Linked DNA regions of Homo sapiens: region 2 is linked to region 1. Evidence: chromatin loops called from intact Hi-C (ENCODE). Cell type or tissue: B cell. All regions are shown on one strand. Links, peaks and the distances in the headings refer to the core of each region. The heading gives the core; the rest is flanking DNA. Region 1 overlaps U2SURP (U2 snRNP associated SURP domain containing). Region 2 overlaps SLC9A9 (solute carrier family 9 member A9).

What was found. Peaks named below come from ENCODE experiments on the same cell type or tissue, not always from the same donor. Only the 100,000 strongest peaks of a DNase experiment are listed, where the experiment ranks them.
Region 2: a loop joins it to region 1, with 2.5 times the contacts of the local background. A loop is called at or near these places in 5 of 110 quality-filtered maps.

The regions. Positions count from the first base shown.
Region 1 is chr3:143,039,104-143,042,027 of GRCh38, forward strand. The region is part of intron 23 of U2SURP (U2 snRNP associated SURP domain containing); the gene reads left to right. Among named protein-coding and RNA genes, the nearest start is that of U2SURP, 39 kb to the left of the region's middle. In B cell, for the core only: CTCF peaks have their summits at 1,379 (motif pointing left) and 1,578; no DNase peak of the experiment used is centred there.
Region 2 is chr3:143,763,819-143,766,742 of GRCh38, forward strand. The region is part of intron 4 of SLC9A9 (solute carrier family 9 member A9); the gene reads right to left. Among named protein-coding and RNA genes, the nearest start is that of SLC9A9, 83 kb to the right of the region's middle. In B cell, for the core only: a CTCF peak has its summit at 1,271; no DNase peak of the experiment used is centred there.

The DNA of each region.
Region 1 (2,924 bases), core at 122-2,621:
TTTTCCAGTGAATAAAGAGCTTTTGTTTTCTGGTCTTGATGGATCTGGTTTCATTTTGCTTTTGAGTTTTTTACGCTAGGTTATATTCTCACTTTGTAGTTACTAATTGGTCAACTGCATTTTTTTCAAACCTTTGCCATCAAATACTGTTTTGGGCTCCATAAAAAGTGGTTTTTAAAATGTGAATAGGAAAGGTTATACTCCTTTCTTTTGGATTGTACATTCTAAGAAAAAGATTGCATTATGGCCATTGTGTTATTTAAATATAAACCTTTCAGAAGAACTAAGAATGAATACAAAGGAAAAAATCTTTTCTTTTGAAATATAGAGAAATAATAATTTTGATTTTGCTGTTTGGTAATCACCCCAAAATTGTTTTTGTATTTGACACTGTGTGGTTGTAGGAATCTCTCCTCTCAGATTCTCCTGCAAGTCTGTATTGGCAGTTTTTAGGAAGTTCTTGACACTTTTTAAAATCATTGCAAAGGGAGTTGAATTTTTTTTTTTTTTTTTTTTTAAATGAGTAGGAAGAGATGGTATCACAAACACAAAGCACAGGTTACTGTCTTTAAAAATTTTGCGTTCTTCTATTCTCCAATGGAAGTGGGAACAAAGAGAAAACCCCTGTGTGTCCTAGCACAATATGGGCATTTGTGTGGATTTAATAAATGGGCATTTGGATTGTTGGGAAAATGTGATCAATCAGCAGGCTATAGAAACACAGTTTGATACGATGGTGAAAACTTGTCTACAATGATGTTTTTTCAGAAATGTTGGTGTGATTAGAACAAGTCAGCAATGATGATGACAAAATATTTACATAATGTTATAGATGTGGCTTGCTAATGGAAATACCTATCTGAGGCTGTTTAGGAATACACAAATTGAGAACCGTTTAGTTCAGTTTGCTTTAAAACAGTGGTTTTCTGAACCCTTTTTATGTTCGTGATCCTATGATTAGTAACATCTTACCATTTTAGAATCACTGCTTTAAAAGTAGTATACGTACTCATAAAATAATTATTTAATTTAGGGGGAAGGAAGGGTAGAAAAGCCGTTGAACTGAAAAAAGTATTGTTCTATTAGTTTTATTTCTAAAGGTATTAGTTTTTTGGCATAAAACTGATATTTGTGTTAATGTTTGGAATATGAATACATTTTAGCATTGATGTTGGAATACGCATACATTAATGGAAGCCTGGATCACTAGAAGTATAATTTTAGATTTTTCATTTTTCTTAGGAATTTCAGGTAAATCATGATAATGTAAAAATAACAAAGTACAAAGCAAGGAAAAAAAGCTTTTGTGCAGCTTGTGATCCTTGAAATGTTCTCATGCCTCACTACTACTCTCTAGTGGCTGAATCCTAAATGTCTTTTTACTTAAGGCTGATTTTGTAACTAGTAATTATTATATTTTGTGGCAATATTGTGATTCGTGGCAGAAATGTGATTTTTAAAGCATGTTTTGGAGAAAAGTTACAAAAAGCAGTTTCATTTGTATTGAATACTGTATGGATTTAGAATCTTGAATTTGCATGTCTTTTTAAAAAAAGAAGAGGAAGAAGCTGTGATAAGATTTGAACCTCGAATTGTGGCTAAAAGCTAAGGCCAAAACCAGTTTAGAAAAACTGCTTAAGCCTTGAAAAAATTATAATAGCAATTTAAAATATTTACATATTTTAAATCATGAATAGAGCTCATTTAAAAAGTCTTAAGTAATATGGTTAAATGTTTAATGTTCAGCCATCTAGACCCTTTCTGTGTGTATAAAAACATGCATAACTATTGACATAAATGATGTAATATTACTGTACATGCTATTCTGTGACACGTTTTTCATTCAATGTCATTGGTATTATGCCATTTTAATCTGTTTACCTGTTCTGTATTCATCTATGATTGAAAGCAAACATTTTGGTAAACATACAAGGATGTTTACCAAAGAATATTTGAAATTGCAAAAAAAAATTAGAAAAAATTTTACAGGCTAGAATTGGTTAAGTAATCAATATCTGCTGTATTATTGTTTCATAGTAACTGTGACTCAGTTTAACAAAGTCACGTCCTTATTGAGTCTTCTAGAATAATTCTTCAGTAAACATCCCTGTTTACATAAACACACATACACTTCAATCTAAAAGCATCTGAAACACTTGTATAATTTTATGTACCATAAAACAGGAAATTCTTGTGTTTTAAAAAAATTAACTAAAAACTGTATTTAGGAAATTTATGACAAATTAATGAGAAATATTAAGTAAAACTTTTTTTCCAAGAAGAATATTTTTAAACTGTTGGTTTGGACTTTTTTCTTCCTTAGCTAATATTGTATTGAGTTGTACCTGTATGGTGATATTAATGATTTGTGTGGTTCTGAAGATGAAGTTAGTAAAATATTTTAGTAATGTCTAGAAAGGACCTTTGGTTGAGAAATTTAAAAGCTAGTATCAGAGTTTTCTCAGTACCATATCTTTTCTGATTCTGAATTGACAGCCTTTCTTTTTATCTGCCTGGTGTAAATTTTTCTCTCATACAATGAAGGTCTTATTACATAAGACTTTAATTAAATTTTATTTGGAAAGAATTTGATTATAACTTTTTACATTATTAAGAATAATTCTACATGTATATTAAAAGGAATCTTTCTGCTCATCGTAGAATGTCCTTAGTACCCAAATACCAACATAGAAGGGCTTGCGAGATTCAAGTATTAAAGGCAAAACAGCGTTTGTTCTGGGTTATGCCAGTAATGTTATCACAGTCAACATTGTTTGTAAGGAATTTTGTTTGTATATATATAAACATTCTGAGTTTGTTTGTATATGGGTATCTTGTTTTGCCCAGATTTATTTGCCAATAGTATACACACACACACACACACACACAACCCAGTCTCAGAATGTATTTTTTTTAAAAAAACC
Region 2 (2,924 bases), core at 138-2,637, 720 kb after region 1:
AGTCCTGGAAAGTTGGGGATAGGGCCATTAAATAAGACAAATAATTTTTTTTCTACACACATGCATTTATTGAGAGTCTAATATGATAAGTGTGTGTTGCTTCTTTTTAACTAGGAGAATCCATATTTCCTGGGTTACCATTAATAGGTCAGTCTCTACTAAGGTCTCCAAACCATGAAAGACCATCACATGTCATTTTGTTTACAGGGATAACTGGGTTCTTCCTTCTTCTCTTTCCCAAGCTTATATTATAGAATTTCACTTCTTTTTTAAAAAATCCACTCTGACAGGGTAAGGAAAGGGAAAGGAAAAACCTCAGGAAAAGCCATTTTTCTTCTAGTTGTTAATTCTCATCAAGAGTCTGATGGAGAAAGTTGTTGAGGTATATAACATACAATGTGAGCTCTCTCAGTTATGTCAAAGAGTCATAATAAGTCATGCTGTCTATGTCATGCCCCCACCCATCTGCTTCTCAGGGTGAACATACCCTATTTCTGTGCAGCAGACTGGAGAAATTTCAATGATAGCGTATCACTTTCCAGATAGAACACTTCTAATTCTTTCCGTCCTTGGAATGTAATATATGCAATTCAACTTATATTCCCACAAGCAGTGCCAACTGCTGCCCTCAGAGTAACTTTTGGAAAACTATTAGATGCACAGTCACCACCTCATGTGGCCACCCCAGTGATCTAGAAAGGCTAAGAATTCCTTCCCTGAATTTTGTATCTTTTCTTCATTATGTCTGGGTTTGTTTGTTGGTTTTGAGGCAGGGTCTTGCTCTGTTGCCCAGGCTACAGTGCAGTGGTGTGATAATGGCTCATTGTAGCTTTGAACTCAAGTGATTCTCCTATTCAGCCTTCCAAATAACTGGGACTACATCATGCACTACCATACCCAACTATTTTATTTATTTATTTATTTATCTATCTATCTTTTGTAAAGATCGGGTCTCACTATGTAGACCAGACTGGTTTCTAACTCCTGGCCTCAAGAGATCCTCCCACTGTGGCCTTCCAAAATGCTGGGATTATAGGTGCGAGCCACCAGGCCTGGCCATGTCTGGTATTTTGTTTCATGTGTATGAGTCCATCACCAATTAAACCAGGAAACATTTTTCTTTCTTCCTTCCTTCCTTTTTGTTTCTCTTTCTTTCCTTCCTTCCTTCCTTCCTTCCTTCCTTTCTTTCTTTCTCTCTTTCTCTTTCTTTCTCTCTTTCTCTTTCTTTTTCTTTCTTTCTTTCCCTCTTTTTCTCTCTTTCTTTTTCTTTCTCTCTTTCTTTCTTTCCCTCTTTTTCTTTCTTTCTCTCTTTCTTTCTTTTTCTTTCTTTCTCTCTTTCTTTCTTTCCTCCCTCCCTCAGGCCCACCCTTCCTCCCTTTCTCTCTCTCTTTCTTTCTCTCTTTCTTGACAGGGTTTCCCTACGTTGCCCAGGCTGGTCTTGAACTCCTGGGCTCAAGGGATTCTCCTGCCTTGGCCTCCCAAAGTGCTAGGATTACAGGCATGAGCCACTGCACCTGGCCAAGATTCCTATTTTCTAACTTCTTGGGTTCAGATCGTATGAGTGTCACACTGTCGATATGCTACTAGAAAAGATGGGGACCATTTCGAGTGCAGTAGGGATCTCTTGTTATATTTATGCTGCTCAATAGGCTGTTTATTCATTCACTATATGTGGTAAATTAATGTTTATTAAATTGAATTAAATAACACATAATTTATATACTAGTTGTTCTTTATTGCAAAAGAAAGCATCAATTGTCAGATGGTGCTAAAGACTGCTCTCTGTGACAAATATAAATTCGTGATTGTTGATATAAGTGACCAAAATAATCTATGCCTCAAAATCACCTGGGCCCTGTACAGTCAAATTCAATATTACTTTCATTCATAATTAAGTTTTTATTCAGGATATATGGTGAAATGATTGCATTAACAGCCCCACTTCCTCACCCTTCCATCCTTTTGCCATGTACCTTTGCAGTGTCCTCTCTGACTGTAGCCTCAGGCATGTAGCCTGCTTTGTCCAATAGGATGTTAGCAGACTTGGCTTAAGCAGAAGCCTAAAAAAGCCTTGTAAATTTTTGCTGTTTCTGTCACATCTCAGCCAAAACCATGAAAACACATCTGTCCAGGCAAACCTGCTAGAAGATGAGAGGCATGTGGCCCAGTCACTTATGTCATACCAGGCAAATATTAGGCACATGAATGAGACCAACTGATACAAGAAGAATCACCCAGCAGAGCAAAGCCTAAAGCCCTGACCTGCGGACTCTTGAGCTGTTATTGTCTTAAGCTACTGAGTTCTGTGGCAGTATGTCAAGAAGCATTATTGAGGCAATAGATACCTGATAGATGATGCATGCTAAGTTCTGGAATAGCATAGAAGTTCTGTTGGACAACAGTGAACTGTAGACAAAGACAAACTACAATTTAGAATATAGGATAGATGGGAGTCAGAGAAAACAAAGGTGAGAAAGTGCCTCATATTGAGGATAAGTTGATATTTGAAGAAAGAAAATTTAAAAGGATGTAAAGTCAGACAACAAGGCCAGAATAAATATAAACATACTTAGCTAATATGTATGAAAGGAAGAAAGTCCTGATGTTGGAGGATGGCTACCACATAAGATCTGCTGTCATCACACATTTAAATATAGTGGGGGTGATTGCTTTAAACATTAAGGAATTGCAAATGTGACTATTTCTACAACTGGGTATGTTTTCTTAGCTGTAGGTGGAGGGTAGGCTGGAAAAGTTTTTTTTGTTTTTGAGACACAGTCTCACTGTGTCACCCAGACTGGAGAGCAGTGGCCTGATCTTGGGTCACTGCAACCTCTGTCTCCCAGGTTCAAGTGATTCTCCTGCCTCAGCCTTCTGAATAGTTGGAACTACAGGTGCCACCACCTTGCCTGGCTAATTTTTAA